6 separate regions of the Homo sapiens genome follow, and regions 2, 3, 4, 5 and 6 are each linked to region 1. The links are chromatin contacts, found by Hi-C or POLR2A ChIA-PET in ENCODE. All regions are on one chromosome and are shown on one strand. Each heading gives the region's core, a stretch centred on a gene start or an enhancer-like site at or near the end of the contact. The rest is flanking DNA. Distances are from core to core; before and after follow the strand shown. Region 1 holds the start of GPHN (gephyrin). Region 2 holds the start of FNTB (farnesyltransferase, CAAX box, subunit beta). Region 3 holds the start of MAX (MYC associated factor X). Region 4 has its middle 53 kb from the start of LINC02324. Region 5 has its middle 32 kb from the start of MIR4708. Region 6 holds the start of VTI1B (vesicle transport through interaction with t-SNAREs 1B).

Region 1 (5,061 bases), core at 1,558-4,057:
GTCACACTGTAACAAGAGTAATAGTGTGTACATATTATAATATTCATTCAATAACCATCAGTAAAAGTTCACTCTAGACAGTAAAGTCACTGCGTTTTTCCTTTGTAAGGTTTGTAAAAGGTTGCTGAATTTGAGAAAGATGAATACACTTAAGAAAAACGGTTGAAAGACAAGCATTATAATTTAGTTCCATTATTATTTTTTAGGAATTTTAATACTTACAGTCAGTAAAACATAATGAATGTTAATAAACCTCCATATACTTTAGAACAGGGGTCCCCAAACTCTGGGCCATGGACAGGTACCCATCTGTGGCCTATTAGGAACCAGGCCACACAGCAGGCAGTAACCATTACTGCCTGAGCTCCGCCTCCTGTCAGATCAGTGGCTGCATTAGATTGTCATAGGAGCATGAACCCTATTGTGAACTGCGGATGCGTGGGATTTAGGTTGTGGCTTCTTATCAGAATCTAATACCTTATGATCTGCAGTTTTCTAGAACAGCTTCATCCCGAAACCATCAACCCTCCCCATCTCCATCCATGGAAAAATTGTCTTCCACAAAACAGATCCCTGGTGCCAAAAATGTTGGGGACTGCTGCTTTAGAAAATTTAATTCATATCCACCCTTCCCACTTAAATTTTAATGAATTTAACCATCACCCCTTTTATGAATGCAGAAAGTTAGTCTCTTGTCCTCTTATTATTGATTTGTGAAATAAAGTGCCAGTTTTCTTCCATGAATAATTACAGAATATTCTAATTAAAGGAGTGCTTATTTAGTCTACCACTATACTTAAAAGGTACTTATTTAGTCTACCATCTTATTTAAAGGATGAAGGAAAAGGCCCAAATTTGTTTAGGGTCACAACCTGTTAGTGGGCAGGTTTAGACCTTACGTCTAAGATAGATGTAAGACAGACGATAAGCTCAAGATATTTTCTAATCATTTAGAGTGTGTTGCAGAGAATAGAGATAGGTTAGGAAGATAACAATATAACCAACTATTTGCTCTTCATGTTTAGTTTGAGATAACGGAAATCATTCTCTTGGACATACTTTCTTATCTTTATCTCTCATTTCAAACTAGTTAACAACCCGTTGGCCACCAGGATCTAAGGTGACAATGATAGGGAATGAGTTCATGACCTGGCTTAAATTTTTAATTACTGTCAAAAATACCAGCAATACACATACTAAAAACAAAAACAAAAGCAAAAAAGCCATTAATTTATTTTACCCACTTCAATTCCATCCATCATCTACTTTTAGGCCCCATTATTTAAAATGAAATACATAAGCACGTGAATCTTCAGAGGATGGGTAATTTCATGTTCCAACGGAACAATAAAAAACTCATAATCGGCCAGGCACGGTGGCTCACACCTGTAATCCCAGCACTTTGGGAGGCCAAGGCGGGCGGGTCACGAGGTCAAGATCTTGATCGAGACTATCCTGGCCAACATGGTGAAACCCCGTCTCTACTAATAATACAAAAATTAGCTGGGTGTCGTGGCACGCGCCTGTAGTTCCAGCTACTCGGGAGGCTGACGCAGGAGAATCGCTTGAACCTGGGAGGCAGAGGTTGCAAGTGAGCCGAGATCGCGCCACTGCACTGGAGCCTGGCGACAGAGCGAGACTCCGGATCAAAAAAAACCAAAACCAAAACCAAAAAAAAACCTATCAAAGTGACTTTGAAATTTGTGTATAAACACTGATATACATCTTTTAATACTTTGCTTTTCACTTTTATGCCTCCAGGTTACTACAGCTAAGAAGAGAAAACATATACATATGAGTGTGTGTACACACACACACACGCATATAACTTTTTAAAATTCAGAAGTTGAAAGGTCCAGAACGATAGTAAGAAACTAACGTAGAATAGCCACAGGTGATTAATAACACGTTTCATGAAAGGCACATGGAAATAAATGGCAACAAAAGCTACTTTCATGGTAATCTCACATCCCACGAATACTGAAATGAAAATCGCCGCGGCAATGGACTGTGGTTCAGGTGGAACACGTTCTCGTTCGCTAAGGAGATTGATGCTTTTCATCTAAAAGCAGCGCTCATGGCGAAGAGGCTTAAGGCCACAAAACCGTGGGACAGCAGGAGGAAGAGAAGCCAGGTATCTCCACTCCAGCTGCCCTGCCTCAGACTCCTCAGTTTCGCACGTGAGGATCGTCTTGCAGGCACTGACTGGAGATGGAATCCTAAAGCATAGGTGAAGCGGAAATCCTCCTTCAGGGAGAGCCCACTGAGGAAGCCAGCGGCTAGCACGAGGCAGGACAGGATACCTCCCTCTTCGCCCACGGCGGCCTCTCTGTCATAGTAGCCACCGTTCTGCCACTCATGCAGCTTTCTAAGACACCTCTCGGTTCCCCAGCGCTTTCAGTGGGGCGGCCGGCCATTCCCGAGGGTTGCAAGAGGAGGCCCGGGGTGCTGAGCCAGCCTCGCTGCCCCCGCGTAGAAAGCCGGCCCGCCGGCGAGAGCCAGCCTAAGGCGCGGACAACCAACGAGGTGTCAGGCTCGGCAGGGGATTGCTTCTGTCTGGGGCCCGGCCGAGGTTGCGTTCGTGCCTCGCGCGCACACGCTCCGCGTTCACTCAGCCAATCCGGTGCTACTCGCGCGCCCAGGAGCGATCCGCGGTCCTACTCAGGCTGGGCCGGCTCCTTCCCGCTCCCAATACTCAGCACCCGAGCTCTCACTCCTCCCCTCACTCTCCACGAGTTCCACGCCTAGGGGTGTAGCTCCGCCCTTGTCCCCGAGTCCGCCCCCGCAACCTCCAGAGCGTGTGCTATCCTTTCCTCTCAGTCCTGCCATCTAGCTGCCTTGGGTCTCGCGCTCCGCAGAGCGTTCCGACACTCTCCGGCCTCGTTCTGCCGCCTCCGCGCGCTCTCCCCGTGCGGCCACCGCGCCCCCCAAGCTTGCCTCCTTCTTGCCGGACTTGGGGCCGCGCGCCCTGACTCCTTCCCCTCCCGCGGACCCGCGCACTCCCGGCGCGGCCTCTCCCCCACGCAGGCCACCGTGCACTCTGTGGCCTCCCCCTCCTTCCCCGCTCTCCTCGCGCTTCTCTGGCTCCCTAGCTGTCGCGCTCTCCTCGGCGAGCGCGCTCCCGGCCCGCGCGCTCCGGGCTCCGGTTTCTCCCGGCTCCTGTCAGTGCGGTGACTGCGCTGGGAAACATGGCGACCGAGGGAATGATCCTTACTAACCACGACCATCAAATCCGTGTCGGAGTCCTTACAGGTAACCGGGGGAGGAGGTCTGGGACCTATGAGGCTGCTGTCCCTGCATTGCCTTAGGCTTTTCGCCTGTGGTGGCCCTTCTCTGCGGCCTCGGGAGGAGGGAAGGCTGAAGAAGGGAACCGCGGGGGTGCATTTTACAACCGCTGAGAACCGCCGGAGATTGGGGGTGTTCCCGCGGGTCCCCTCCCCCAGGCCCCAGGAGCCGGGGTCGACCCCGTGGGATGTTAGGCCCCAGCGCCTTCGGAAGCAAAGTCCTGGGCCCCCGGGGACCGAGGGGCCGGTGCGGAGGGCGCTGCGGGGCTCCGCGCTGTCGGTGCAGGCGGCGGGATCCCGGCTCCGCAGTCTGAAGCATGCCGCTCTCGGCTGGCCTGGGCGCATCCTCCGCTAGTGCTCTTCAGAGAGAGGGGGGAATCCCATCTCCACCCCCTTCCTCTCCTTCCCTTCCCCCCACCTGGGCGGCCCCACGCCAGTATCTGTGCTTGCCTGGACGAGACTCAGGTGTTAATCAGATGAAACTGCTCCTCCTCGGGTTGTCCCTCGCGGGCCGGGCGTCCCCTCAGCCACCCATGGGGCACCCTTCGCCTCCCTCGGGGGATGGGGGATCGGCTTGCGTCCGGACCTCGGAAAGTGTCTGCCTTCTGCCTTTCCGCGCAAAAGGCCCTCTGTCTGCCTCGTCGTTTCCTTAGCGAGGACGGGCTGCAGCCTGCTGCCGGGGATCCAGCTTTTTACTTGAGAGGGCAGGATTCCCCTACTCGGGCTCCTCTCCCCCTCCTTTCTGGGAACCCCCACCCCGGTAGAGCGTCCCGAGGCTGGTGAGGAGCGCACTTTTCCCGGGTCGCGTTTCCCTCCCTCGCGAAAGCCGTGTGTGTTCTGCATGTCTGATTCCGTTGCGCTGAATTTGGTTAATATCCGTCACTTCGGCGATCGGCAGTTGCTGCAGGGCATGACTTCCAAGATGAACAGCAAGCGGATTTGTAGGGGTTTCTGCTGTGGTTCTGTAATTGGCAAGGTTTATGTGTAATTGAGTGGCGAGACGGGGGTTAAAGAACTATATTTGGAATCTGAGGGCTTAGTTTGGAGTGAAGGAAATCCAAGACTCAGTGATGTGATTTCGGAAAAAGAAGCAGTGTGGACGGGAATCCTAGTGTTTCCCTTACTTCTTTTTTTAATTTTTTCTTTAACTGTCAAATTCTGACAGGTCGAGACGGTGCTCGAGAAGGGACTAAATTGAATAAGACTTGCTTTTATTATTAGGTAGAAAAAAAATGTCTGAGACTGCCGGCAGATATTGAGTGCAAAGCTTAATTTAGCTGCTGAATTTTATGAAAAGGTGATATCCAAAGCCTCCTTTTTTCTCTTTTAAGTAAAGGATTGCCTTTCCCTGGTATTCTTTCCGTATATCGATGGTGATTAATTGAATTTTCCTAATTAAAAGACCCTTGGATAGAGAAACTAGTCTAAACCAGTTGCAGAAAAGGGAACCCCCAAATCAGAAGGTGCGCTGTTCTCTTCTTTTGGTCCTGAAACTGTTTGGGTATGTGAAGATTCAGTTGTATTTCAGAATTCCTGGAGCTGACATTGCCAATTTTCGAATAATCTGATGGTGGGATGTCAAAGTGTATATCTTTTATCTACCCTCAACTTGCACTTTAAATTCCAGCCATTCTTTGACAATAATAGAGTAGTGAGAAACCAAAATATGTCAGTTGTCTGTGGAAATAAAAAAGGCCATAGATGTTTAAAAGTTAAACCGTAGAAACATTTTTAAAATGAACATTTTCTACTTAAGCTTTCCATTAAATAATAGTTT
Region 2 (5,061 bases), core at 1-2,500, 1.5 Mb before region 1:
TTGTTTTTTTGTTTTGCTTTTTTTTTTTTTTTGAAACAGGGTCTCGCTCTGCCACCCAGGCTGGAGTGCAGTGGCACAATCATAGCTCACTGCAGCCTCGACTTCTTGGGCTCAAGAGATCCTCCCACCTTAGCCTGTCGAGCAGCTGGGACTACAGGCATGCGCCACCACGCCCGGCTAATTTTTTTGATATTTAATAGAGATGAGGTCTTGCTATGTTGCCCAGGATGTTCTAACTCCTCAAGTGATCCTCCTGCCTCAGCCTCCCAAAGTGCTGGGGTTACAGGCGTGAGCCACCGTGCCCAGCACATGTCTTCTAAAAGCTGCTGTTTCTTCCTTTTTCAGGAGTTCTTTCCCATACTGTTCTTCTGGATGACTCCTCGTCATCCTTCGGATCTCAAATGAAAGGTCATTTAGAGAGGCTTGGCCTGACCATACAATTCAATTAGTTTCTTACCCCTTTAGTCTCTCTCATAGACCCTGTTATTTTCCTTCATCTCATTTATCACAAGTCTTCATATATTTATTGCGTTGGATACATTCAATTCTGTCGATTTTCTTAGAATGTAAGGTTTCCAAGGGAAGGGACTTCGTTTTGTTCACTTTTGTATTCCTAGAACCTAGCACAATGCCTGACACATAGCAGGTGTTCCATAAATATCTGCGGACTGACTGTCTATTTCACTTATCCTTGTTCCTTGTACTGCATTTCAGTTCTCGCTACTGCAGTGTAACCTCCAAGAGACAGGAGAAAATCATAATACCCCCCTCCCTCCATCACTGAGTGATACTGAGACGGCGTCCTTGCACGTTTGAGCAGCTGCTGCCTTCTCCTGGGAGGCTGTCAAGTACCCCAAGGTGCACAATAATTCTTTTAGTAATTGCCTGACTGAGGCAAATCAGTAGAGCTGTCAGAAATGCTTTCAAACTTAACATTCATTGGGTTCTTGGGCACCTGAAATTGCAAACAATTGCATTACAATTAAGTGAGAATTAGCAGAATGTTACAGTTCTTTAACAATTTGCGTAACAAACCGAGGCGTCCTACGCCATCTCGCTGAAATGAAATTCGGATGTAGACACCCTTGCGCTTCAGGACTCTACGCTCTTGCAGCAGCTCCTCTGCCCAATGGGGGGCGGCAGCATCTCAGTAACTCACTCGAAAGACGGGTAGGCGGGAGGAGACATTCGCGTTCAAAATCTTTTTGCCTCTATCCGCTCGCCGTAGCGCTTTAGCCCGCTCGAGTTTCAATGCGCGTTGTTGCTTAACGAAGCAGAGTCCTACACACTGTCTGCTGCTCTCCTGATCATGGCTTCTCCGAGTTCTTTCACCTACTATTGCCCTCCATCTTCCTCCCCCGTCTGGTCAGAGCCGCTGTACAGTCTGAGGCCCGAGCACGCGCGAGAGCGGTTGCAGGACGACTCGGTGGAAACAGTCACGTCCATAGAACAGGTGAGGTGGCAGGACTGGGCGAGGCGCCCGCGCGATGTGTTCTGGGAGCGCGAGTCCCGTTCGTAGGGCCGCCCGGGTGCGGAACTCACCGGGGAACTACGACTCCCACAGCGCACCGCGGTGCCTTTCCTCTGGGAAGCTCCGGGCGCCCAGGCTTGGGCTTCGTCGTGGAGCGTTTGCGCGGCCAGCTTGGGGAAGGGTCGTTTCAAGGTTGGGCTTGGAGGAGAGGGCAGTAGCCGAGTCCCCTCTGCCCTAAAGAACGAGAAGAATCGTGTTCTATGCCTGGAGGACAGAGGCAGCCCGTGCGGGTCGGACAGCCCACTCTGTTCTGCCAGTACTTCGGGAGGTTCTGGGGTGCATAGTGCACTTTTCCCAACCTGCCCTCAGCTTCTGGAGGCAGAGAGCAGGGCCAGGCTGCTGTCATGCCGTTTCACGATCTGTTTAATTTTTGACCTACAGTGCCAGGTTTGGGGGCCCGCCTCGTGGGTGGGCATTTTGGTAGTCATTCAGCCATTTGAGCACCAGCTACGTGTCGGACACAATATTAAACGATGGAAGTACAAGGAAATAAAACAGCTCCTGACCAGGAGCCTGGTTGGGGGACAGGCAGGAAAACAGTTTGGAAAGTGATCTAATAGAAAGAATGGATTTTGGACTACTAATCATTCCCTAAGGCCTAGAAGTAGGATCGAACCTATCATTTTGAAAAGTGTTTGGCGAATGAGTATATATTCATATGCCCAAAACCATAGTTTTGTTTTTCTTCTTATTCCCTAATTGGAATTGTTCCCAAGGTTGCTATGTGGAACTGTTTATCCATCTGTCCCTAGGAGAAGTGGTTAGGATAATTCTTAACACTAATAAATGAACATTCTGCTGCTTACTGAAATAAGATCTCTTAGTGAGATCAGTCTCCAGGCTTTACCTTGGAGAGACCTGTTTTGTATTTCCTACTTTAAGTTGGAAGCCTGTACTTTGGCAAAATTAGTAACAATAATTGTTTTATTGTACAGTTATGACTAAATAGAATTATAAATTTATAACAGAAACAAGGGCTTGATACGTGGTTATTCACAAAGTAGCAGAGAAAATATTTTAACTGGAGATTTAAACTTCATGGAATTTAGGGTAGCAAAGGAAATCCTCACCTCTCGAATCTAGCTAATTCTCCAGGTTGGTTTGCCTACCAGTGTGTCCCAGGGAAGGCTGACTGCAAAAGATTGTAAAGAAATTTCCCATTGATGAAAAACCTACAGGATCTTTGCAGAATTCCTAAATGATGGATTGCTGAGTTGATTCAGGTCAAGTGTTTTACTTATTATCTGACCTTAGACTATGGGATTGCCTTTTTTTTTTTTTTTTTTTTTGAGATGGGGTCTCGCCCTGTTGCCAGGCTGGGATGCACTGGCTTACTGCACCCTCCGCCTCCCGGGTTCACGCCATTCGCCTGCCTCAGCCTCCAGAGTAGCTGAGACTACAGGCGCCCACCACCACGCCTGGCTAATTTTTGTATTTTAGTAGAGACAGGTTTCACCATGTGGCCAGGCTGGTTTTGAACTCCTGACCTCCAGTGATCTGCCCTCCTCGGCCTCCTAGAGTGCTGGGATTACAGTCGTGAGCCACTGCTCCTGGTGCGAGTATCTTTCAAATCTAGACCCAACGGTATGGCAGACAGTAAAGAATCTTATATTTCTTTTTCATGTTGTTATTCCAGCACACATTATTAGAGTCTAGGATGAACAGTTTCAGGTAGTAGGATGATAATGTTGTATCTCATTTTTGTGGCCTTCCTCACTGTTTTAATAATCATGTTAGTGACCATTTATTGAGTCTCAGCACAGTGCTAAATGCTCTCCATATGTGGTATCATTCAATCCTTTCACTTTTTATGGATGAGAAGACTGAGGTTTAGAGACCTACCACATTGGTAGGTTAATGATACATTCATCAAAAGTAACAACCTTGTTAGGAGGAGTTGTTTACAGAGGATATACTAGTACTCTTTCAGTTTTAACTAAAGCTTCCATTTACTGATAGCTCAATTTTGTGCCATTGCCAGTAAAAACAAATTGATGGCTGACACCTGTAATCCCAGCACTTTGGGAGTTCGAGGCGGGAAGATCACCTGAGCCCAAGAGACCAACTTGGGCAACATAGCAAGACCCTGTCTCTACCAAAAAAAAAAAAAAAAAAAAAAGTAGCTGAGCGTGGTGGCATGCACCTGTAGTCCCAGCTACTTGGGAAGCTGAGGTGGGTGAATTGTTTTTGAGCTCAGAAGTTCACAGATGAGCCATGATCGAGCCACGGTACTCTAGCCTGGGCAACAGAGTAAAACCCTGTCTCTTAAAACAAAAAACGACTATACTGATTTTGGTACTGGCCTGGGCAACATAGCAAGACCCTGTGTCTATTTAAGATGAAAGCTTTTCAAATTAAAAAAAAAAACAAACAAAAAATAAATGCTTGTTACCTGCTTCCTATCTGATTATCAGAAGACTCGGTTTATTTGTTAAGCAATAATTTGGTAATAGGAGTTAAACCTATAAATAGTGGAAGGAGTCCTTAGCTGTGAGTCGTCTGTTCCATTCGTTGATTCTCATTCATTCAGCAAATACTTGAGCGCCTTCTACGTGCCAGGCACTGTTCTAGACACTCGGCATAAGTTGTTAAACAAAAGAGGCCAAGTTGATGCCTTTATGAAACTGTTTCTAGGCCAATGAGGCAGTCAATTAAAAGAGTTAATATCTATAGCTATCTCAATATAAAATGTTAATTAGAAACGCTGTGGAGAGTAACACCTTGGGATAGAGGGGATAGGGTGTGTCAGGAATGGGTGGGGTGGGAGCAGGGGAGGTCTTCATATAAGGTGTTAAGGGGAACCCTCTGGTGACAACACATGTGATCTGAGACCTGAAGTCTCAGATGAGGGAGGAAGCCATCATGGATCTGGTGCAAGAGTATTCTGGGCAGAGAAAGCAGCAAGCACAAAGGACCAAGGCAGCAGAATGCCAGGTGAGCAGGGGGCTTAGCAAACCAGAGAGTAGGAGATGGGTCGGATCATGTAGGGTCTCATTGGCCTTTGGAAGTACTTTAAAATACCCTGACTGAGATGGAGAGCCACTTGGCTGTATACCTGCCATTTACTGCCCCAGATTCACTTGGCCCTTTTCTAGCCTGCTCTGTAGATGTGCCCCAGGAGGGGGCCCTGCACTGACAGGTTGCCTTGCTTTATGGCTGCGGGCCATGGGAAGTATTGCTGGGGGTGACCGAGAAGGAGAAGAATGAGACCACTGTATTTCTTCCCTCCTGCAGGCTTGTGTGGGGTGGGGTTTCCTTAGACTTAAGGTCACATTTCCTGTCATGTGCCTTCTCTGCGGAGCTCTTTGTCTCCCTCCCTCTCCATCCTTCACACCTTCAGGTCTATGAGGAGTTCAGGTACCCCTGATTTACCAGCTCCAGATACTGCATTTTCTCTTGTGGTTTCCCTACACCTGCCCACATCTTTGTAAATAGTTCCTTTATAAACTCTCCTCAAATCACCCACTTTGTGCCATCTGTTTCCTGCCAGGACTTAGACTGATCCATGATCAGAGAGTTTTGAGCAGGGG
Region 3 (5,061 bases), core at 1,269-3,768, 1.4 Mb before region 1:
AGATGGCTTGCCTTTACCCTGTGGTTATCAAGTTCTTATACCAGAGGTATCAAAGTGACATCCTGCAAATTCTAACAAGCCCCCAAACAGTTGTTCCACACATCATTTTAAAAATCAGAAAAATAACATAAAGTTTTAGATTTCTAATCTTTCTTAAAAAATAGGAAGATCGGCTGGGCGTGGTGGCTCATGCCTGTAATCCCAGCACTTTGGGAGGCCGAGGCTGGCAGATCACGAGGTTAAGAGATCGAGACCAGCCTGGCCAACATGGTGAAACCCCGTCTCTACTAAAAATACAAAAATTAGCTGGGTGTGGTGGCACGCGCCTGTAGTCCCAGCTATTCGGGAGGCTGAGGCAAGAGAATCGCTTGAACCCAGGAGGCGGAGGTTGCAGTAAGCCGAGATAGCGCCATTGCACTCCAGCCTGGTGACAGAGTGAGACTCTGTCTCAAAAATAAATAAATAAAATAAAATTAAAAATAGGAAGATCTGGCAATACTGACCCTTCACTCCTACTAACAAACCACTGGAGTTCAGTAGTGCTGACTTTTTAGAAGAGGCACTGCTCTCCAGTACCCAAGCCCTCACCTCTTCCTTCTTTATTCTTTATGGCCCTCATGGGCATTTGAACTTTTTACCCCCATTCTATACATTTCTTACTGCTCCCAACTATCAAATATTAGACACTCTGATATACTTATTTCTCTTCCCCTCGCTGATTCTGATTTATTCTGTGTGTATTCTTTTTTCCCTCAAATCTATTCATGAAACATCCATATTACTGTCTCAGACTCCAAAGACATGGAATTAGTGCTTATCTAAATCCACAGAACCATCTACTGAGAACATTAATATCAAAACCCTAAGAAATTATTGATAACACTCTATGGTCTCATCCATCACCTTTCAGCAAAGCTGTCTCTGCAATGCCACTTTTCTTCAGCTATTTTTTAATTTTCTTTATACCTTTTCTTCAAATACAGAGAATCAGACCATAATAACTTTATGTGACACTTTGATGATGTAACGTTTGGCTCCTCTACATTTCCAATTTTTGCATTAGAATACCATGTTGTGCTAGATTCTACGGGTCTATAGCAGTCACATGACTTGGTTAAAGGCGATTACCGCATGTGGCTTCAGCTTCACACAATTATACAGATATGGTTTAAAACCTACTTGTTCCTAAATAAATCTTCTGACCACTTTGCCCTGAAATAATACTACCAGACCAGAATGCTGCATTTCTCATTTCCACTTACATAGTGGCATCTGGATCCCCTATCTGAAAACTACAGAACAATTCAATTCTTTGCATACAGCTCCTCTTACTCACCTAGAATCACTGAACTTATCACCTGAGAATCTAGAATAATGGGATTTGCAACCCCCCCACCCTCCAGAACCAGGCCCCACCTCACCTTAGTGGTTAACATTAGAGTTTACTACAATATTAAAAGTAATAGTACGATCTCTTTTTCTCTCTGACCCCAAAAAGGAATAGAACTGAACGGAAATAAAAATGAAATGGAGAGTAGGAGACGTACCGCAGATTGAAACCTCGGTTGCTCTTCCTGGAATAAGAGAGAAAAAAAAAAATAGAAAATATAGAAGTTATTTTTACACTTAACATTCAATAATAAGAAAGAAAATGCCGGCGGCAGAGGAAGCGGAGGGTGGGGAGTCAGCCCGACACCCCTTCCTCCCTCCCCACCCCTTGCCCCCACCCTTCCACCCTCGGCGGGATCCGGTAGCAGGGTAGAGGGGTCCCGAGCGCCGCCCCTCCTTCCGGGATCCGACCTGGGCCAGAGGGGTCCCGAGCACTGTCTCCTCCCTGCAGACCCAGCTCGGGCATCTAGGCACCCCCAACCCCTCTCCGCCCTTCCCCGGCCCCCAGGATCCGCGGGTCACGGGAGGAGAGGATCGCAGTCCGAAGGGGCAGGTCCTGAACGCCGTCCCCTTCCCCTGGATCCGGACAATGGGATCCCGGGCGCCCCCCATCCTTGTCCCCCGGATCCTGAGCCGGGGAAGGTGGGAGCGGGAGGCCGCAGCACCCTCCCGCAAGGGAGGAGGTGGGGGTCCCAGAAGCCGCGTGTCTTCCCCCAACCTCCAGTCCCAGGAGGCCGCTCCGGCCAGGAGCCGGAGGGGAGCGAACCGGGAACGCGACGGAGGCACTCCTGGCCCCGAGGGGAAGGGGAAGGAGGCGGCGGCAGCCCGGCCCCCTCCCGCCGTCGCCCCGCTAAGAGCCCCGGCCGCTGTCCCCGCCTGACAACCCGCACGGGAAGGAAGAAGCCCCAGGACTCACGTCGCTCTCCACCTCGATGTCATCGTTATCGCTCATTTCCTACGGCCCAGGGAGCGGCCACTGCAGCGGCGGCGGGGAGGGGAAGGGGTGAAGGGGAGGGGGAAGTCACCGACAACAACAAGCCGAGTCCCCCCCACACACACACTCACTCACTCACTCACTCGCTCTCTCACTCACACACACACACAACACGGGCAAGAACCACCTCCTCACTGCAGCACCGGATCAACGGCGGCACGCACGCCCGGTCGGCCCCCGCCACGTGACCAGGCTCGCAGCGCTGGGGCAGCCGAGACTTGTAGTTCTTGTCCCTCTAACAGACGGCCCGGGTAGCTCCAGAAAAACTACAAATCCCGGAAGAAACCGCATCCAGGCGACGCCAGCCCGGCTTGTTGACGGAGCCCAAGGCGCCTGCGCGTCCCGGGGAGGGGGGGGGGGGCGGGGGGGGGCGGGGAGAGCCGCGGCGCGGCGCCTCCTGGGAGTCGTAGTCCGCAGACCGCGAGTTGTCAGGAGATTTTCCTCCCGAGGCGGCAGAGGAGGCTGCTGGGAAGACAGGACACGTGGAGGGAGCTGGAACTCCTGGAGCCGGGCACCGTCTGCGCGCTGGACGCCGGGCCCAGGGGACTGGGTGGAGTCTCTGGGGGAGTAGCCGGCTGTCTAAATAATGCTGCCTCTCTTTGGTGTGACTGGTTATACTTTGTCTTCTTCATACGGAGTGGTTCCGTTTTGCGCCTAGGGGCGTAACCCGCCCGGGAGGGAATCTGGCTGCGGCGGACCAGGGGGCGCGGCTCGGGATGCCTGCGCGAACCCTCGGGGGCTGGTGGGGAGGTGTCAGTGGCAGGTGTTTCGTGGTGCTACCGGACAGGCAGAATGACCGACCTCGCCGGGCGACCGCTCCCAGCCGCGAGAATCCTGTATTCGTTTATCTGGGAGTGACCATCCTCGCTACTCAGCTACTCACGTGAGGCTCCAGCGTTCACACAACGCGAACCCTCAACCACTATGGACGTGGAAGTAAAAGCCCCTTCAGAGTTTGTTGTAGCCCAGACAGTTTAGGCAATATCCCAGCTCAGAGTACCATAATTAAGATTGCAAAAAGGATCAATATGGGAAACTTTTGCAGTTCCCTGTCCAGTTAAAATCATATTTATATACTGTGGCATGAAGTGTAATCACATGCATTCCACCGATATTTATTGAACACCTAACTTGCCACAAGGGGATGCCATAACGGATAAGACCAAAACCATCCCTGCCTTCATGCAGCTCACAGCTGTGCAAGCAAGCGTGCCGGTCCTGCCGCCATTGTAAGAGTGTGCAACAAGTCCCATGGGAAGGAAGAAAACCATAACAGACACTTTCCACCCTGAGACAAAGTACCCATACTACTCCTTTACATCTGGTCTCCAAAGTGAATGACATCTTGAGCTTTTCCCATGAGTTACTGATTCCCGGATGAATACCATATTATCCCTGACTTTTGAATGTGGAAATTTGGGGATATGTCACACACAATTCTTGTGACACACATTCCTCAACGTGAGCATGTCATCTATGCTGAAAAGACAAATGTAAATGTGGTAATTTTTCCTTTACATTTTTTCCTTTAATATCTATTGTATTTCTTTCTCTCTCTCTTTTTTTTTTTTTTTTTTTTTGAGACGGAGTCTTACTTTGTCGCCCAGGCTAGAGTGCAGTGGCGCAATCTTGGCTCACTGCAACCTCCCTCTCCCGGATTCAAGCGATTCTCCTGCCTCAGCCTCCCGAGTAGCTGGGGCAGGCGCCCGCCACCGCGCCCAGCTAATCTTTGTATTTTTAGTAGAGACAGGGTTTCACCAACTTGGCCAGGCTGGTCTCGAAACTCCTGACCTCGTGATACACCCGCCTCGGCCTCCCAAAGTGCTCACGTGCTCACGCCTATAGCGTGAGCCACCGCTCGCGGTCTAATATCTGTTGTATTTCTTATTCAGTGATCCAGTCCTACTAAGTCTGCACATCTTTGCAAGTGAACTTACCTTTTCTACATGCTTTTGTCTCATAGTGTTCCTTTCCTGCTGAGTTGGGGAGACAGATATAAGCAGACCATTATGTGATAAGAGCTGATGGGCTATTGGGGAGACAGACGGCCACTTTTGAGTGAGTTAATTAACTGGATACTAGAAGTTAAAGCTAATTGATGATTACAACAGACAGTTCTTGGGTGCCTGCTATGAACAGAGCACTCTAGGGCAACCCCGGCTACAAGTTAAAATCATCCTAGGAGCTTAAAAAAGTTCCCATCCCCAGGCCACACCCCAAACCAATTAAGCCAGAACCTCTGAAGGGGAGATCCAGACTGAAGGATTTTTTTTTCCAGACTGAAGGATTTTTTAAAGCTCTTCCAGTAATTCCAGTGTGCACCCAAGACTGAGAACCACAGCTATAGACGATGCCAGAATAAATAAGATAGTTTCCCATTGAACTGTATGCTTTTAAAGAGTGAATTTTATGGTATGTCAATAACTATATTCCAATAAAACTGTTATAAAAGAAAAATAAGATAATCTTTACCCATGTGGAATTTAAAACCTGACAGGAGTAAATTATCAACTCAAATAATTGTGATGAAGACAAATTATGTAAGTGTCAAATTGTTTGTATAGACAGTGAATGCTGTAAGAGCTCAGAGGAGGAAGAAGGAGTGCCAGGTATGAGGTGGGGTTGGGGAGGTGTTGGTGACCAGGGAAGTCTTCTGAGGTTGTCAGTTGCATTAGGGT
Region 4 (5,061 bases), core at 1,808-4,307, 1.3 Mb before region 1:
TTTTTATTGCTTTCTTATTCTTTAACACTCAAAAATCTTTGGAAACATAAAAGCCTGTGATGTAGTTCATGTTGTGAGTTAAGGGAGGTACAAGAAGTGTGTCATTTCAGGTCCTCTGAGAAACACATGCCAAGATGGAATTAGGCAGAGCATAAATGCACGGGGGAGAATGTATGTGAAGGATATAGGGTGTGGGAGCAGGAGTGGTGAGGACAGCCCTCAGGCAGCAGTGCAGGCCTGGCACTTGCTGAAGGAGAGTGGAAAGGAAAGAGAGTTGGGTAGGAAGAATCTAGACTACAGCATAGCTCCAAGAAAGCCACAGCCAGGCTTATGGGAAGCCCAAGAACAGAGGAGTTGCCACTGGACAGGACTGGCCTGGCTGTAGTACATCTGTTGTGCCCAGGGAGGGGGAGGCCTCAGTGTGAAGGCTGCAGGGAGCCCAAAGGATCCATAGTGTAAGGCTGTCATCCTGCTACTCCTGGTAGCAGGTTCTCTCAAAGGGAGATCAAAGTGAGGTAGGAGGTGAGACTTTACTTTGAAGGCAGGGTTCAGATACTGGACCAAATTGGGGACTAACTAAAACAAGTCCAGGGCAGAAGCACCACCCCATAAGACACGCCCATCACTGTGCCCTGTCAGTTTACCATTACCATGGCAACACCCAGAAGTTCCCACCCCTTTCTGTGGCAATGACTTGACAACCTAGAAGTTACCACCTCTTTTCTAGAAATTTCTGCATAAACCACCCCTTAATTTGCATACAATTCAGAGCAGGCATAAAAATGAGTGCAGAACTTCCTCTGAGCTGTTACTCTGGGCCCACTGCCTATAGGGTAGCCCTGTTCTGCAAGGAGCAGTACCTCTGCTGCTCCTGTGCACTGGGCGCTTTCATCAAAGGCTGTTCAACACCATTGGCTTGCCCTTGAATTTTCTCCTCGGCAAAGCCAAGAACCTTCCTGGGCTAAGCCCCAATTTGGAGGTTCATCTGTCCTGCATCAAAAGGTGCTTTCTTGTGACCACCACAATCAGCAGGAAGGTTTTCGTGATTTCATAAATATGTGGTTATTTTTACTTATTTTTATACAATAAGAGGGAGGAGATTGTGGGGGTTCAAAGTTAGTCCTGGCTTTGTGGCTCCATCACTGTGCTGGCTGTGACCTTAGGCAAGGAGCTAAATTTCCTTATCCCTTTTGTTTATTTACTCGTTTATTTTTGTTTGTTTATTCGTTTGTTTTTTTAAGAGTCTTGCTTTGTCACCCAGGCTGGAGTGCGGTGGTGTGATCTCGACTCACTGGAACTTCTGCCTCCCAGGTTCAAGTGATTCTTGTGCCTCAGCCTCCCGAGTAGCTGGGATTACAGGCACCCATCACCACTCTTGTCTGTTAATTGAAAACAGTGAAAGTATCTCTCCCATGGAATTACTTTGAGAGTTTTGATAGAAGGTATGCAAAGTGCTTAGCACAGTGCCAGGTACCTAGCAAGTATTTTTACTTTGGAATATATTATAAGATGAGATCTAGGCTAACTATCCACTGATGATTACTTTGATTTTAGAGGGTCTTGTTTTTTGAAATGATATTGTTAAGGTGAGTCTGGTCAGTAGGCAAACTGAAATGCATGTATGGACAATGACCCCCAGCTCAGCCTGAGTCCCCCAGCAGCACTCTCCCACCAACCCTGTGAGGTAGGTTTTATTATGTTTAGTTTACAGATGAGCAAACTGAGGCCCAGAAAGATCTTGGTGATTTTGTGGAGCAAGTCATTCAGGAATGACCAGAGTATTGCATTGCATCCCCTTAGTTAATGATGGGCAGGTGACCCAGTAAGAACCAAGGAGATGTGGTGAGACTGCCCAGGGTAGCTGCGAAGATGTTGAGCTCTTTTACTAATGGTCTTGGACCAGGGAGAATGTGAGGCTGGTGATGCTGAAGCTGTCTTACCTGCACAAAGGTAAGCCTCTCTGAGAATGTGGCAGAGGCAGAAATATTTGGCCTTGAATGAGTGAATCTAATAGCCATCCAAACCCTTTCTCCTATAACTGCTCTTTTTTATTTTTTAATTTATTTTTGTTTTATTTTATTTTTAAAAAATGTTTGTGGGTATATAGTAGGTGTATATATTTATGGGGTAGATAAGATGTTTTGATACAGGCATGCAATGTGAAGTGAGCACATCATGGAGCTCTAACTACACCTGAGGAGATTGCTAGTTGTTTCAAAATACCCCTCTTCTTCATCATGTGACTAACAGAACTCCTCAAGTTTTAGCTGGGCACATGGCTACCCAAGTACTACATTTCCCAGCCACCCTTACAGCTGGTTGTGATCATGTGGTTATGTTCTGACCAATAGCATATGGGCAGAAGAGAAGTGATGAATGCAACTTATGCATTGCATCCTTAAAAGAAAGCTTCTTGCCCTTCTCTTATACCTTCTCCCTTCTTGGCTAGGATATGACAACGGAGTGACTGGTCAGACTGCAAGGAAGAGGCAGAACCCTTTCACAATCTTGGGTACGGTTTGTTCTTTGACTGTTATATGAGGCAAAACCAAACCAAACAAAAAACACTGCTTCTACTGCAGGGACCAAAAAAGCTTAAAAACGTACTTTCCCAGCCTCCTCTGTGGCTAAAGTGGCCTCATGGCACTGATGTATTCAATCAACTGGAAGCAGAGGTCAGCTGGGAACTTTGGGGATTGATTTACTTTTCTGGATAAAAAAAAAAAAAATCGGAAGTTAGCTAGCCTCTTCTTTCTGCCTTGAATGTCTAGAGCTGGACCTGTCCTCCTGTGACCCTGAAGACAGTAGAGCTGAAATGAAGAAGGAGGCTGGGTTCTTGATGACATTACTGAGCTGCTGCATAGTAACGTCATCTATGCCTATTCTGGGCTGCTTGTTGAATGAGAAAAATAAACCTCTCTCTGGACTTCTTATGTGAGAAAAACAAACCACACTTTGTTGAAGCCTCTGTTAGCTGAGTTTCATGTTATTGCAGCCCAAATGCCCAAATATCAGTGAAACTTAGTGGTGTGTCAGACAGCCCAGATGTTGATGATGTCATCTGGCCTTCTGAATACAACTGTGCCTGAGACTAAACCCAAGCCCCTGGACTTTTCAGCTATTAGAGAAAGAGTAAGTTCTCTTTCTGCTTAAGCAGTTTAGGCTGGATTTTCTGTGGCCTGGATGGAAAGACCCCTGATACAACTATGAACCAATAGCAACTAGATACATTCTGTTTTCACCTCCTCTTAGTCTCTCCCCTGATTTTACGGTTAAAAAAAAAAAAAAAAAAAGTAAAATTAGAGCAAGGAAAGAAAGAAGAAAGGAATAAAGAAGGAAGGATAAGATAAGAAACAATAGAAGACTTGAACTAAATTAAAAGAGGTTAGAGGCCAGGCACGGTGGCTCATGTCTGTAATCCCAGCACTTTGGGAGGTCGAGGCAGGTGAATCACGAGGTCGGGAGATCGAGACCATCCTGGCTAACACGGTGAAACCCCGTCTCTACTAAAAAAAAAAAAACAACACACAAAGAAATTAGCCGGGCATGGTGGTGGGCGCCTGTAGTCCCAGCTGCTCGGGAGGCTGAGGCAGGAGAATGGCATGAACCTGGGAGGTGGAGCTTGCAATGGGCCGAGATCACACCACTGCACTCCAGCCTGGGCAACAGAGCGAGACTCTGTCTCAAAAAAAAAACAACAACAACAACAACAAAAAAAAAAACAAAAGGTTAGAAGCTTTTACAGTTCCTTTGTTTGGAAACCTGGGTCCTAGTGTCCCTTGCGCAGGATGCTCGTTTCTGACTTTTGTGGCCTGCCCTTGACACCATTCGAGCATATGGATTTCAGTGGGTAGTGTGACTCAGCTTCCCATTCCCAAAACTCCAGAGCCACATTGCTGGGTCCCTTCACTCTGCTTTACTCTCCTCCCAAGACAGACGTAGCATGGGCCACGTGAATTCATCCATGTCCTGAACTAATCTGGTTGTTCTACCAGGTTACTCTTAAGTTCATGGGCCATCACCCCCTTGTACTTACTGAGCTCCAGGGTTTTCATCTCTTCTGAGAATCGACCGTTTAGTCCAATCTTAGTACAGACCAGCATTAATAGGCAATTACCACAGGGAGATAATACAGAGGGAAAAATGGCTAAAAATATACAGTGAATCACAGAAAATTACATCTCTTAAAACCTACAGTGTATTCCTATTGCCATAGCAACCCTTGGCTAGTAAAGACAGAGATGATTTATCACAGGCTTTCCCCGGAGCTCGGTTCTGCCGGAAGCACCTCCAGCCTGTGGTGAGTTCCAGCGAGGAGGGCAATGCAGACATCATACAACCGGGTTTTCTCTCCTCCATCCCTTCCAGTGGCATTTCTGCGGCAAGAAGACTTGAGTTCCTTCTATATAACCCAGGTCATCTCCCGGCCCCTTTTCTGAGATGAAAGTGGCTGTCTCTAACCTCTGACAACGCGGCGTCCTGCCGACACGATGTGAATGCCAGCGGCAGCAGTGCGCTGACTTCCAGGAGGGGGCAGTGGGGCTGGGGGACATGAGGAGGCTGTAGGTGCCAGACCGTCTGAACAAATGAGGAGAGGAGAGGAGTTCTTTCTCCTCCTGTTCCTTTTCCTCCCTACTTCTCTCTCACCTTCCCACTTCCCTGACTCTCCTCTCTACCCTGCTACTTCCTCAGTAGGTCTACTGTGAAATGGACTGGACATACATCAGGACCGGGAGAAGAGAGAGGAAGTCATGTCCTCACTTAGGAAATGAGTCTGGTCTTTAGGAAGATTATAAAATGTATGTAAATAAACATCTTGTTATTTCGTTGGAACTCTAAAATTCACTGGCATAGATGCTGTGCTTTCTCATAATGTTAAAAATTAGATTCTTGAATGCTGTTTAAACATTCATAATTTGGAGAAATAGCCTGGACCAGAGTTTTGGAGAATCCACCTTCAAAAATAACCCTAGCTGGGGGGCAGTAACATGCACCTGTAGTCCCAGCTAGTCAGGAGGCTGAGGTGGGAGGATTGCTTGAACCCAAGAGTTTGAGGCTGCA
Region 5 (5,061 bases), core at 1,174-3,673, 1.2 Mb before region 1:
CCTGGCAGCCCTTAAAAATACAATTGGTGGCCAGGCATGGGGGCTCATACCTGTAATCCCAGCACTTTGGGAGGCTGAGGCGGACAGATCACCTGAGGTCGGGAGTTCAAGACCAGCCTGACTAACATGGAGAAAACCTGTCTCTATTAAAAATACAAAAATTAGCCAGGCATGGTTGCACATGCCTGTAATCCCAGCTACTCGGGAGGCTGAGGCAGGAGAATCACTTGAACCCAGGAGGCAGAGGTTGCCGTGAGCTGAGATCGCGCCATTGCACTCTAGCCTGGGCAACAAGAGCGAAACTCTGTCTCAAAAAAAAAAAAATACAATTGGTAATTTTAAAGCTTTAGCAGAGTTCTTGGATATGTGGAGGGAGAGCAAAGTTTGCAGCAGGAACTGGAGAGAGATGAATTGGTTGCGTTATGTTATGCCGTTATTATCCCTTAGGAAGGATCTGTGTTTCCTCTAGAAGGTGAGGGCAGAGGAGGAAGAGAAAGGAAAGAAAAGGAAGACAAAGTGGCTCGAGAACATATCGGGAGACTGGATCCGGAACAGGGAAAAATGCCAAGGGACAGACAGACTGAGAGAATACATAATATGTATGTAGAGAGAGCTTATATCTATAGAGTGCCATATATGTGTGTGTGTGTGTGTGTGTGTGTGTGTGTGTGTGTGTGTGTGTGTGTGTGTATAAATTTAGTGTAGAGAAAGGATCTCGCTTTGTTGCCCAGACTGGTCCAAAACGCTTAACTTCAAGTGATCCACCCACCTCAGCTACCAAAGTGCTGGGATTACAGGTGTGAGCCACCACACCCAGCTAACAATATTGATTTTTTAGTATGCCTAGCAGGATATAAATCCCTCCATGCCAAGCTTGTCTAAACCGCGGCCTACGGACTGCATGTGGCCCAGGACGGCTTTGGATGTGGCCCAACACAAATTTGTATACTCTCTTAAAACATTATGAGATTTATGCACGGACCATTTTTTTTTTTTTTTTTTTTTAGTTCATCAGCTATCGTTAGTGTTAGTGTATTTTATGTGTGGCCCAAGACAATTCTTCTTCTTCCAATGTGGCCCAGGGAAGCCAAAAGATTGGATACCTCTGCTCTATGCAAAGCCTTAGGTGACTGAGTTTTTGTTGAAATTAAGGAAAGAACTGAGCTCTACAACTGGATTGACATGGCATAGGTTAGAGGCAGCGTGTGACAGGTGATGAGCCAATATTCCAGAATTTAAATAATCCTGGGGAAGTAGGAGCTCACAGCCTGGGTGATTGTATGCATAGGACGATTGTATGCATCTTCAGAAAGTTTTCAGAAATCCCAGGGGGGTAATGGACTGCCTATACCCCTGTGACGGGTATTTGAGGACATCTTACCTAAAAATTAAGGGCCAGGAAGACTCTCCAACCTCTGTTTATACCTAAAATTACATAGTATGTATGATTTTTGAATCAAGTTGTCATTTTGCATCACATTTATAAACATTTCCAATGTCATTAGAATGTCTTCACTTTTAAAGTTTAGCGCAATGTGGGTACACCTTAATTTTAATTCTATAAAATTGACTATTCTGGCTGTTTCCAGCCTTGTTTTATGTTTTGTGTTTTTTTGCAATTATAACTACCGCTATGATAAACATCTGCGCAATACATTTTTACTAGGCAGCAGCTTAACCATGCCAACGTAATCCAGACTGACCAGGATTCTCAAATTTAGTCTCCATCGAGAGACCAAATATGCAAATGGACAATGGCCAGACCATATATGAAAACTGAACTCTGATCCACAGCCTCTGTAGCGACCAGCCCAGGAAGCCAAACCACAGCCTCTATAGCAATCAGCCCCCAGTCAGGACTTGGTCAATCATTGCCAGGTTCCCTAAATTTTGGCCCTCCTTCCAACTCAGGACCAACCAGAGAAAGCCAGATATGCTCTCTACACCAATTCTATAGGGCACCCTGCTTCTCAGTAGCCTGCCTCCAGCTCTTTCATGCCAACAACCTCCTATCAGAGCACACCTGAAGCCCTCCCCTTTTTTTCTCACTCTAAAGCTTGCCTACTCCCCCGCCTGACTTTGACTATCTGCTAAAACCAAGTGCTAGTGGCTGACTCCCTCGCTATAGAGAGCTCTCCATAAATCTTCTCTGCTTGTTCTCATTCGGGTTTATGTCTACACTGAGATATGCAAAGCGTATCTCAGGTCAACCTGGTAGACACTGAACCCAAAGGACTATCACAGGCCAAACACTACATAGGAGGCTTTTCTATCATGAGCCATTGGAAAATTCCTGGCCATTTCTAGAAGGACATCTAGCAGAAAAACACCACCTCCACACGCCATGCATACCTACCAGATAGAAGGCCCTGGGCCCCATGTTGGCTTTGACCACTTCATGCCTTTGCAGTACCAGAAGCAGCAGAAGCAGAAAGCCACAGAAAATAAATCAGCTGCTGAGTTCAAATTGCTGCAGTCCATCACGCTGCCGTGTCGCCAGCTCGTGGTGCCAGGCCAATTACTACCACAAGCACTGAAGTCACTTTTCAAAACATGGTCAAACAAACTCCAGCAGGGCCAGCTAGGCGTTAAAACACTCAGACACAATTGTCAAAGCAAAGATTTATGTGCCAGTAAATAAAAGTCAGGGCTCCAGTTTAGTAATCACCTGGCCGACAGCCTGAAGGTTAACCCTTTCTGGACAGACCTGACCCACTGTCAATTCAGAGAGACAAGAATAAAGAGGGCAGAAGGGGATGGGGTGGGAGGGAGCAGGGTGGGGTCCAGTCAGACTGAAACTGGGGTGATTTTCTGTGCTGTCATTCCTAGGCCACCACAACTTTGGGGGCTGTGGGTGACTGTCAACTCAGATCATCTGTGAGGCAGGTGTGACTGTTTCCTATGTCTTCTTAAGCCTCTTAAGTTCACACAGTTACCCAGAACCATCAGGAAACGGAGATAGATTTTCTCCCACTGTGTCCAGCACTGAGGTTCCCTTAAGGTTTGCAAGTTTCTTTTTAGTATTTAACTCTTTGAAGGACACATGACAAGTAGACCCACCCTTATTTGATTAGGACTCCCTCACCAGGGGTGTTAGAAGTGCCATTGCAGATGCTTACATTCTAGGCACACAAGAAAAAATCTTAAAAGCTCCTCTCTAGCCCAGCATTCTGAGAAATGATGCTGTCTAACTTTAAATAGGCTTTTAAAGTCTATTAAGCATCATTTACAAATCCCACTGGGTTTTAATCTCTGCAAACCTTCCGAGTTGGTATCACCATTATCATTATTCCCTTCTGAGGCTCAGAGAGTTTAACTGACTTGCCCATGAGCACGAAGCTAGGAAGCGACACAGCTGGGGCTCATCTGACTCCAGAATCCAGTGGTACTTTGGGGATGGGGCTGGAGGGTTAGGGGTGGGAGGCGGGTAGGAAATCCAGCTTTCACTAGAGCTGGAGGTGTTTGCCCTAAGCTTCCTGATACAAGGGGAGGGTGGTGATTTTGAGGGTTTACAAGGCTCACAGGGAGACCCATGGCTGGAAATCACCTCTGGGTTCTCTTCAAGCCCCGGAAAGGGAGTGCCCGAATGAAACAGCTCTTCTGGTATTTTAATGGAACAAAAAGCCCGAAATACAAGGAGCTGGCTGGTTGCTGGGACGGCCCCTAACTTACTCTTTAACTGTAATGAACTGGTCATTTCCTGGATGTAAAGGAAAAGTTTAAGAAAAAAGTGACAGAGAAACCCCCTCCCAGCCCCCCAGCCCCCCAGCCCAGCCAGCTGCAGCGAGGAAAACAAATGAGCTTCTATAGATGGAATCCTTTGTTTGAATAGAGGCTAATTGTGGCTCCTCTGCTTGTAACCTGGGGTCAGGTGGCTGACACCCAAACGGTTCCCTCAAGGCAGTAACTACGAGCCCCTGGAAGAATGAGCACACTGGGACTCGGGAAGGGACCACTTACAAGAAAGGTCTGAATCTGGAAGAAGCAAAGGATCAAGTCAGACGTGTGAAGAATAAGGAGCCCGTGGATCTAGAGAGAAAGAACATTTTTCTGTGAAGAGTTTCCCCTCCTTATCCTCTCTCCCTGCCACATTTAGGTAAAAAGACCCAGTGATAAATAGCACCTGCCAGCCATGGTAGGCATGACCAGAGTGGCATGCGGCCTGTGCATAGGGTGCTGGATGAGGGCAGAGGCACCCATGGAGGTGCAAGCCTGTTTCGCTGCCCCTCCTGACCCCAGCATCCCTAGCCACCAGTGTGATAAAGTGAGTGCCTCCAGAGGGCAGGAAGGCAGAGACCCTGCCCAGCCCCTTCTCCTGTCCTCTGGCCTCCTCATCTGCCTCGCGCCACTTCCTTCCACCTAGCTCTTCTCTCTTGGCCAGCCTCCCACATGCAGGTGCCAGTGAGAATAACACTTGCACTTAGATTGATTCTGTATTTTCTCTCCTTTTTTTTTTTTTTTCTTTTTTGAGACGGAGTCTCTCACTGTGTCACCCAGGCTGGAGTACAGTGGTGTGATCTCGGCTCACTGCAACCTCCGCCTCCCAGGTTCAAGCAATTCTGCCTCAGCCTCCTGAGTAGCTGGGATTGCAGGCACCCGCCACCACGCCCAGCTAATTTTTGTATTTTTAGTAGAGACAGGGTTTCACCATATTGGCCAGGCTGGTCTCGAACTCCTGACCTCGTGATCCGCCTGCCTCGGCCTCCCAAAGTGCTGGGATTATAAGTGTGAGCCACTGTGCCCAGGCTTCTCTCCTTTTTACTAAGCTGTCCAGGACACGGTCCCCTCAGGGTGCTAAACACCCTCCTGGCCTGAGAACAAAAGAGAACAGAGCTGGAAGTGGAGGAAGCTATTCTTCTGCTTTTCTTGATCTCTGATCCTATCCCCTTCTAGCATCCCAGTCAGCTTGTGCCCCCTGAGTGGCATCTTCCTGCTGTGGGACTCTTGTGAAAGCCACGTCAGGGCCCTGTGGTAGTGAGGGGGAGAGAGCTACCAGTGACTCTGATGGGAAGGAGATCTCCCTGTGCTGTCGCCATCACAGGGCTGGGCCATGTGCTTCAG
Region 6 (5,061 bases), core at 1,573-4,072, 1.2 Mb after region 1:
GATCAAGAGAGCAGGCAAGCAAGAGAGGGCTGAACTAACCCACTCTCTCAACAACCAAGCCACTCTCAGGATAACAATCTAATCTCTGAGGATGGAGCCCTCATGGTCTAATCATTTCTTATGGGTCCCACCTCTTAATGCGATTAAAATAGCAAATAAATGTCAACATAAGTTTTAGAGGGGGACATTCAAACCATAGTAATAATGAATTCAATTTTCTATTTTTCAAAGCAATGTTCTTTTGCATTATTTAGACTTATAGAAATGGGCATTGCAAAAATTAATTCAGTGCCAGGTTGAAAATGCAGTCTACATTTTTTTTTTTTTTTGGGAGAGTCTTGCTCTGTGGTCCAGGCTAGAGTGCAGTGGTGCGATCTTGGCTCACTGCAACCTCCAGCTCCAGGGCCCAAGTGATCCTCCCACCTCAGCCTCCCCAGGAGCTGGGACTACAGGCATGCACCACCATGCCTGGCTAATTTTTTTATTTTTTGTAGAGATGAGGTTTCACCATGTTGCCCAGGCTGGTCTCAAAATCGTTCAACACAGCAATACTCCTGCCTCAGCTTCCCCAAGTGCTGGGATTACAGGTGTGAGCCACCATGCCTGGCCTGCAGTCTACTTTTTTTTCTTTTCTTTTCTTTTTTTTTTTTTTTTGATACAGAGTCTTGATCTGTTGCCCAGGCTGGAGTTCAGTGGCATGATCTCGGCTCACTGCAACCTCCGCCTCCTGGGTTCAAGCAATTCTGCCTCAGCCTCCTGAGTAGCTGGGACTACAGGCAACTGACACCATGCCCGGCTAATTTTTGTATTTTTAGTAGAGATGGGGTTTCACCATATTGGCCAGGCTGGTCTTGAACTCCTGACCTCAAGTGATCCGCCCGCCTCGGCTTCCCCAAGTGCTGGAATTACAGGTGTGAGCCACCGTACCCTGCCTGCAGTCTACTTTTCAATCACATAAATCAGATCCCACAATGCTTCTGCACAGTATCTTTTAACTGCATCCCATCATATTTAGAAAAAGGCACAAGTCTTTCACCATGGTCCACAAGGCCCTACATGATCTGGCCCTGCTTATCGCTCTCCTTTGCTCACTCCATCCCAAACACATGGAACTTCCTGCTCTTCGCTGAACACACCAAGCTCATTTCTGCTTAAAGGCATTTGCAGTGCTATTCCCTCCTTCTGACACTCACTTCTCCCTGATTTCTGGTTTACTCCCTCACTTCATTTAAGTCTCTGTTCAAACGCCATCTCCTCAGAGAGGACTTTCACAACCGCCCTATTTAAAACTGAAGTCCCAAAGAAGGCGGATCACTTGAGGTCAGGAGTTAGAGATCAGCCTGGCCAACATGGCAAAACCCTGTCTCTACTAAAAATACAAAAATAATTAGCTAGGGGTGGTGGCGCAACTGTAATCCCTATTACTCCAGAGGCTGAGGCAGGAGAATTGCTTCAATCTGGGAAGTGGAGGTTGCAGTGAGCCGAGATCGTGCCACTGCACTCCAGCCTGGGTGACAGAGTGAGACCCTGTCTCAAAAAAAAAAATGATAAATAATAAAATAAAACTGAAGTCCCATCCCCTATTCTTTTACTCTGATTTACTTTCCTGTATTCTTTAACACTGCCTCTTAATAGTTATATATTGTTTATCACCTACCCACTAGAATGGGGATGTTCGTATCTTTTTCACTGTAATTTGCAATATTCACCAGCACCTAGAACGGTGCCTCACAATTCACCAGCACCTAGCACACAGCAGCCTCACAATAAATATATATTAAATACATGAATTTCATTCTCACCAGTCATTCAATTCCTATGACCTTGAGTAATTCGTTGAGCAAACACCCAAGCTCTGACTCTTAAATAAAAGCAATAAAACAAAGTTTTGTCCTTGCCATCAAATTCTATATATCCGGAGGCCAAGAACTATAGCAGCTTTTCCTATGGATTTAGGGCCGGAAAACTCTAGCTCCTCCAGACAGAACTTGTAGCAACCTGAATCATGAAATTAAGGGGTAGTAAACAGTCTCAGCTGTAAAAACGTTCAAAACAAGACCACATCTAAATGCCACAATCAGGTTTTAAAGGCCAGCTCTCTACCCTCCAATAACTGGTATTTACCAACACCCCCAAATTATGACTCCTTTGGGTTTTTAACCCTTTTTCTGTGCTACGGATCCTCTGTCAGTCTGGTGAAAACTAGACCTGTCTTGAGACTAGTGCTTTTAAATGCATAAAACAAACAAAAACAGCTATGAAAGAAACCCACTCTACATTACAGGACCGCAGATGCAAAAGCCCCTCTGCTCTATTTGCCACAGTGAAAAAAGATGAGAAAATGTGGAAGGCCATAGAAGGATCCCAGGGAACTGAATCCCGAGGTCCAATTTACTCTCAGTGGCAGCAGGGAGACCTGGGGCTGGGACAAGCCAGCCCTAGGGGGCGTGTCTGAGGACGCGGAGGGAGGAGACGCGGGCCCGGGTCTGGGAGGAAGGTGGGAGAATCTTCCTTCCAAAGCGCGCAGGGCTGCGCTCCCCACGGCGTGGCCCACCCCCGCCTCACCGGTCCCCGCCGTCCCCAGCAGCCGCTCGGGCACCCCTTGTAGGTCTTCATGGAGGCCGCGGAAGATCTCGTGCAGCTTCTCGAAATGCTCCGAGGAGGCGGCGGAGGAGGCCATGGCGCAGGCCGCGCTGGAGCAGCGGCCACCGAGATTCGGGGCCCTGGGCCCTTTCCTAGCCCGGCGGTCAGCCGCCCAGCCCAGTGGCCATAACGGCGACCGCCGCACCACCGCCGCCCAGGACGAGGCTCTTCCGGAGCCGCGGCAGGGTCCTCTCGAGCCGGAACGCCCACCTTCTCCAGCCAGTGATTGCTGGAGCGCCGGCGCGAAAGCCTGACGAGAAGTCGGGAGACTGCGCGGCCTAGGCGACTCCTGAGGGAGCGGTGCCGCGCCGGGGCGATCGGCAGTCGCGGAACCCGAGAAGTGCCGGGTCCGGGTTGGGGAAAGGCCGCAGCGAAAGGGGCCTAGGGGACCTGCGGGACTGGCAGCGCGGCCGCCTTCCTCCCGGGCCCCGCCGGCCGGCGAGGGGCGGGCGCTGCAGTGCACGCCGGGGGATGTAGTTTGGCTCGGACGAGAGCGTCTCGTCCCGGGGTCGCGCGTTGCTCCGGGTGCCAGGTTCAGCCCGCGCGGCGACAGCGGGCTTCGGCCCGATTTGATGTATGTTTGCGTCTAGACGTCGTCCTCACTGTCATCGCGCTTTGCTTTGCCACCCTGACCCGAATTCCTCGTTTCGCGTCTTGACTGTTAGCTTTCGGCCCTGGAAAGATAGCCGGGCCAGGGGCTCTGCCTGCCGTCGGGAGGTGGAGCACTTTTCTTGGAAGGCCCAGCGGCTCCCCAAGCTTTCAGAAGTGGAACCCGGCCGGGCGAGTGGCTCGCGCCTGTAATCCCAGTACTTTGGGAGGCCGAGGTGGGAGGATTGCTTGAACCCAGTAGTTCGAGACCAGCCTGGGCACAATAGCGAGAGCTCTACCAGAAACCCAAAATAAGAACCGGGCATGGTGGCGCGCACTTTTGGCCCCAGCTACCCCCGGAGGCTGAGGTCCCACCACTGCACTCCAGCTTTGGGAGACCTTGCTCCCAAGTGGAGCGAGATCTTGTCTCCAAAAAAACAAAAAACCCAAAAACCAAAAATTCAAAAGTGGAACCCAGTTAGGATGACCTCGAAATACTCTAGCTGCTAGGCCCGAGTAATTCTCCTCGTGGAGACTAATTCTCCTCCTAGGCTGCCTCGTGCACTTGTTGACAACAGGTGTTTGTCAAGCGTAGGCATTGCGAGGGATCTGGGCATGTTGGTGAATAAAACATTTAATCTCTGCTCCAGGGGAATTTATAATCTGGTGTGGAAGGTGGGCCTGGCTTCATTAGGTCTCATCTGCCACTAAGTGTCACGTGTTAAAAATTACAAGGTCCCTTCTTGCACTCCATGGGTATAAATTCCTGTCTTCACGTCGGGCATGGTGGCTCACGCGTCATCCCAGCACTTTGGGAGGCCGAGGCGGGCGGATCACTTCAGGTCAAGAGTTCAAGACCAGCCTGGCCAACATGGTGAAACCCCCGTCTCTGCTAAAAACACAAAAATTAGCCAAGCGTGGTGGTGGGCGCCTGTAACCCCAGCTACTCGGGAGGCTGAGGCAGGAGAATCGCCTGAACCCGGGAGGCAGTGGTTGCAGTGAGCTGAGATCGTGCCACCACACTCCAGCCTGGGTGACAGAGAAGACCCTATCTCAAAAAATTAAAATAAATTATTATTTTCACCGATTTCACGGTTTGCTCAAGGTGTCTGTTCTCAAATGTTTGCTTGGGAGTTCAATTTTAAACTGCCTACAAATATTAAAAGATGTATGACTGCTCAGGAGAAAATGCTTTGCTAATTTGTATCTCCTGGGCCCTCATTTTTATTAGATCAAGTTCATTGGCTGTTGATTCAACACACTTTGGTTAAGCTCTTAATATGCACTGAGCATAGACATGACCAAGTCTGAGGATAGTCAGTATACTGTGTAAGTCCCACAGCACAATGCTGGGACTTGTCACAGTACAGAAATAAGGGGCAGGTGCAAAAAAAGGATCAATAGCCTGGGGCCGGGTGCTGCGGCTCACACCTGTACCCCAGCACTTTGGGAGGCCAAGGTGGGAGGATCGCTTGAGCCCAGAGTTTGAGGCCAGCCTGGGCAACAAAGCAAGACGCTGTCTCTAATTAAAAAGAAAGGAAAAAAAAATGGCCCGGGATGATCAAGAAATGTGGAAAAAGTGTCTGTGAAGAGTGTCAAAAAAGGTTAAGTAGGAAATGGTGAATGAACAATTAGATTATCACACAACCTAAATTAATAGCATGTGGATTGAGATTACACTGTAGCTAGACTCTGGAACAAATTATTCTTTAGAATGAGAAATCATTGCACAACCATAATAATGAACAGTGTTTTCTTCTTTTGACTGTAATCAAACTTTTAATTCTTAGTTTTTATTCTGGTAAATGAAAACAAAAAATAATCAAAAAG

Evidence for each region. Hi-C counts contacts between places; a loop is a spot of excess contacts on that map. ChIA-PET counts read pairs that join two places held with the same protein, here RNA polymerase II (POLR2A). Pooled maps may share reads with other maps.
Region 2: a loop to region 1 is called in a map of naive thymus-derived CD4-positive, alpha-beta T cell, with 8 times the contacts of the local background. The contact joins the promoter of FNTB here to the promoter of GPHN in region 1. A Hi-C loop is called at or near these places in 2 of 168 maps with a recorded cell type or tissue (both naive thymus-derived CD4-positive, alpha-beta T cell) and 19 of 50 pooled maps.
Region 3: a loop to region 1 is called in a map of CD4-positive, alpha-beta T cell, with 8 times the contacts of the local background. The contact joins the promoter of MAX here to the promoter of GPHN in region 1. A Hi-C loop is called at or near these places in 4 of 168 maps with a recorded cell type or tissue (CD4-positive, alpha-beta T cell, CD4-positive, alpha-beta memory T cell, CD8-positive, alpha-beta T cell and 1 more), 2 of 37 single-sample maps with no recorded cell type and 17 of 50 pooled maps. POLR2A ChIA-PET finds 5 or more read pairs at or near these places in 2 of 52 experiments (MCF 10A and WTC11).
Region 4: a loop to region 1 is called in a map of IMR-90, with 7 times the contacts of the local background. The contact joins the enhancer-like site here to the promoter of GPHN in region 1. A Hi-C loop is called at or near these places in 1 of 168 maps with a recorded cell type or tissue (IMR-90), 1 of 37 single-sample maps with no recorded cell type and 8 of 50 pooled maps.
Region 5: a pooled map shows a loop between it and region 1 (5-fold over the local background). The contact joins the enhancer-like site here to the promoter of GPHN in region 1. A Hi-C loop is called at or near these places in 2 of 37 single-sample maps with no recorded cell type and 3 of 50 pooled maps.
Region 6: a pooled map shows a loop between it and region 1 (10-fold over the local background). The contact joins the promoter of VTI1B here to the promoter of GPHN in region 1. A Hi-C loop is called at or near these places in 8 of 50 pooled maps.

What each region holds. Positions count from the first base shown.
Region 1 is chr14:66,505,340-66,510,400 of GRCh38, forward strand. It overlaps GPHN (gephyrin), which reads left to right and starts at 2,808. Exons shown (of 23, transcript NM_020806.5): 1 at 2,808-3,252. The coding sequence starts at 3,189. RefSeq lists silencers at 2,853-3,042, 3,393-3,542 and enhancers at 3,633-3,792, 4,043-4,092.
Region 2 is chr14:64,985,645-64,990,705 of GRCh38, forward strand. It overlaps FNTB (farnesyltransferase, CAAX box, subunit beta), which reads left to right and starts at 1,251. Exons shown (of 12, transcript NM_002028.4): 1 at 1,251-1,453. The coding sequence starts at 1,310. The region is part of intron 3 of CHURC1-FNTB (CHURC1-FNTB readthrough); the gene reads left to right. LOC107984655 (a long non-coding RNA gene) reads right to left here and starts at 1,469. Exons shown (of 2, transcript XR_001750792.2): 1 at 1,036-1,469; 2 at 1-955. RefSeq lists an enhancer at 4,884-5,003.
Region 3 is chr14:65,099,999-65,105,059 of GRCh38, forward strand. MAX (MYC associated factor X) reads right to left here and starts at 2,519. Exons shown (of 5, transcript NM_002382.5): 1 at 2,306-2,519; 2 at 1,548-1,574. The coding sequence starts at 2,341. RefSeq lists enhancers at 1,590-2,090, 2,784-2,933 and a silencer at 2,104-2,453.
Region 4 is chr14:65,166,617-65,171,677 of GRCh38, forward strand. No RefSeq gene overlaps it. Among named protein-coding and RNA genes, the nearest start is that of LINC02324, 53 kb to the right of the region's middle. RefSeq lists enhancers at 2,631-2,730, 4,294-4,353, 4,374-4,543. Within about 2 kb of position 3,058, at least 4 of the 41 ENCODE cell types and tissues checked have a DNase peak (open chromatin) inside an H3K27ac peak, as active enhancers do.
Region 5 is chr14:65,300,173-65,305,233 of GRCh38, forward strand. No RefSeq gene overlaps it. Among named protein-coding and RNA genes, the nearest start is that of MIR4708, 32 kb to the right of the region's middle. RefSeq lists enhancers at 2,110-2,209, 2,230-2,299, 4,430-4,529 and a silencer at 2,780-2,879. Within about 2 kb of position 2,424, at least 10 of the 41 ENCODE cell types and tissues checked have a DNase peak (open chromatin) inside an H3K27ac peak, as active enhancers do.
Region 6 is chr14:67,671,810-67,676,870 of GRCh38, forward strand. VTI1B (vesicle transport through interaction with t-SNAREs 1B) reads right to left here and starts at 2,823. Exons shown (of 6, transcript NM_006370.3): 1 at 2,566-2,823. The coding sequence starts at 2,680. It overlaps RDH11 (retinol dehydrogenase 11), which reads right to left. Exons shown (of 7, transcript NM_016026.4): 7 at 4,991-5,061. It also overlaps a transcript of GPHN not described here. RefSeq lists silencers at 2,498-2,607, 2,708-3,147.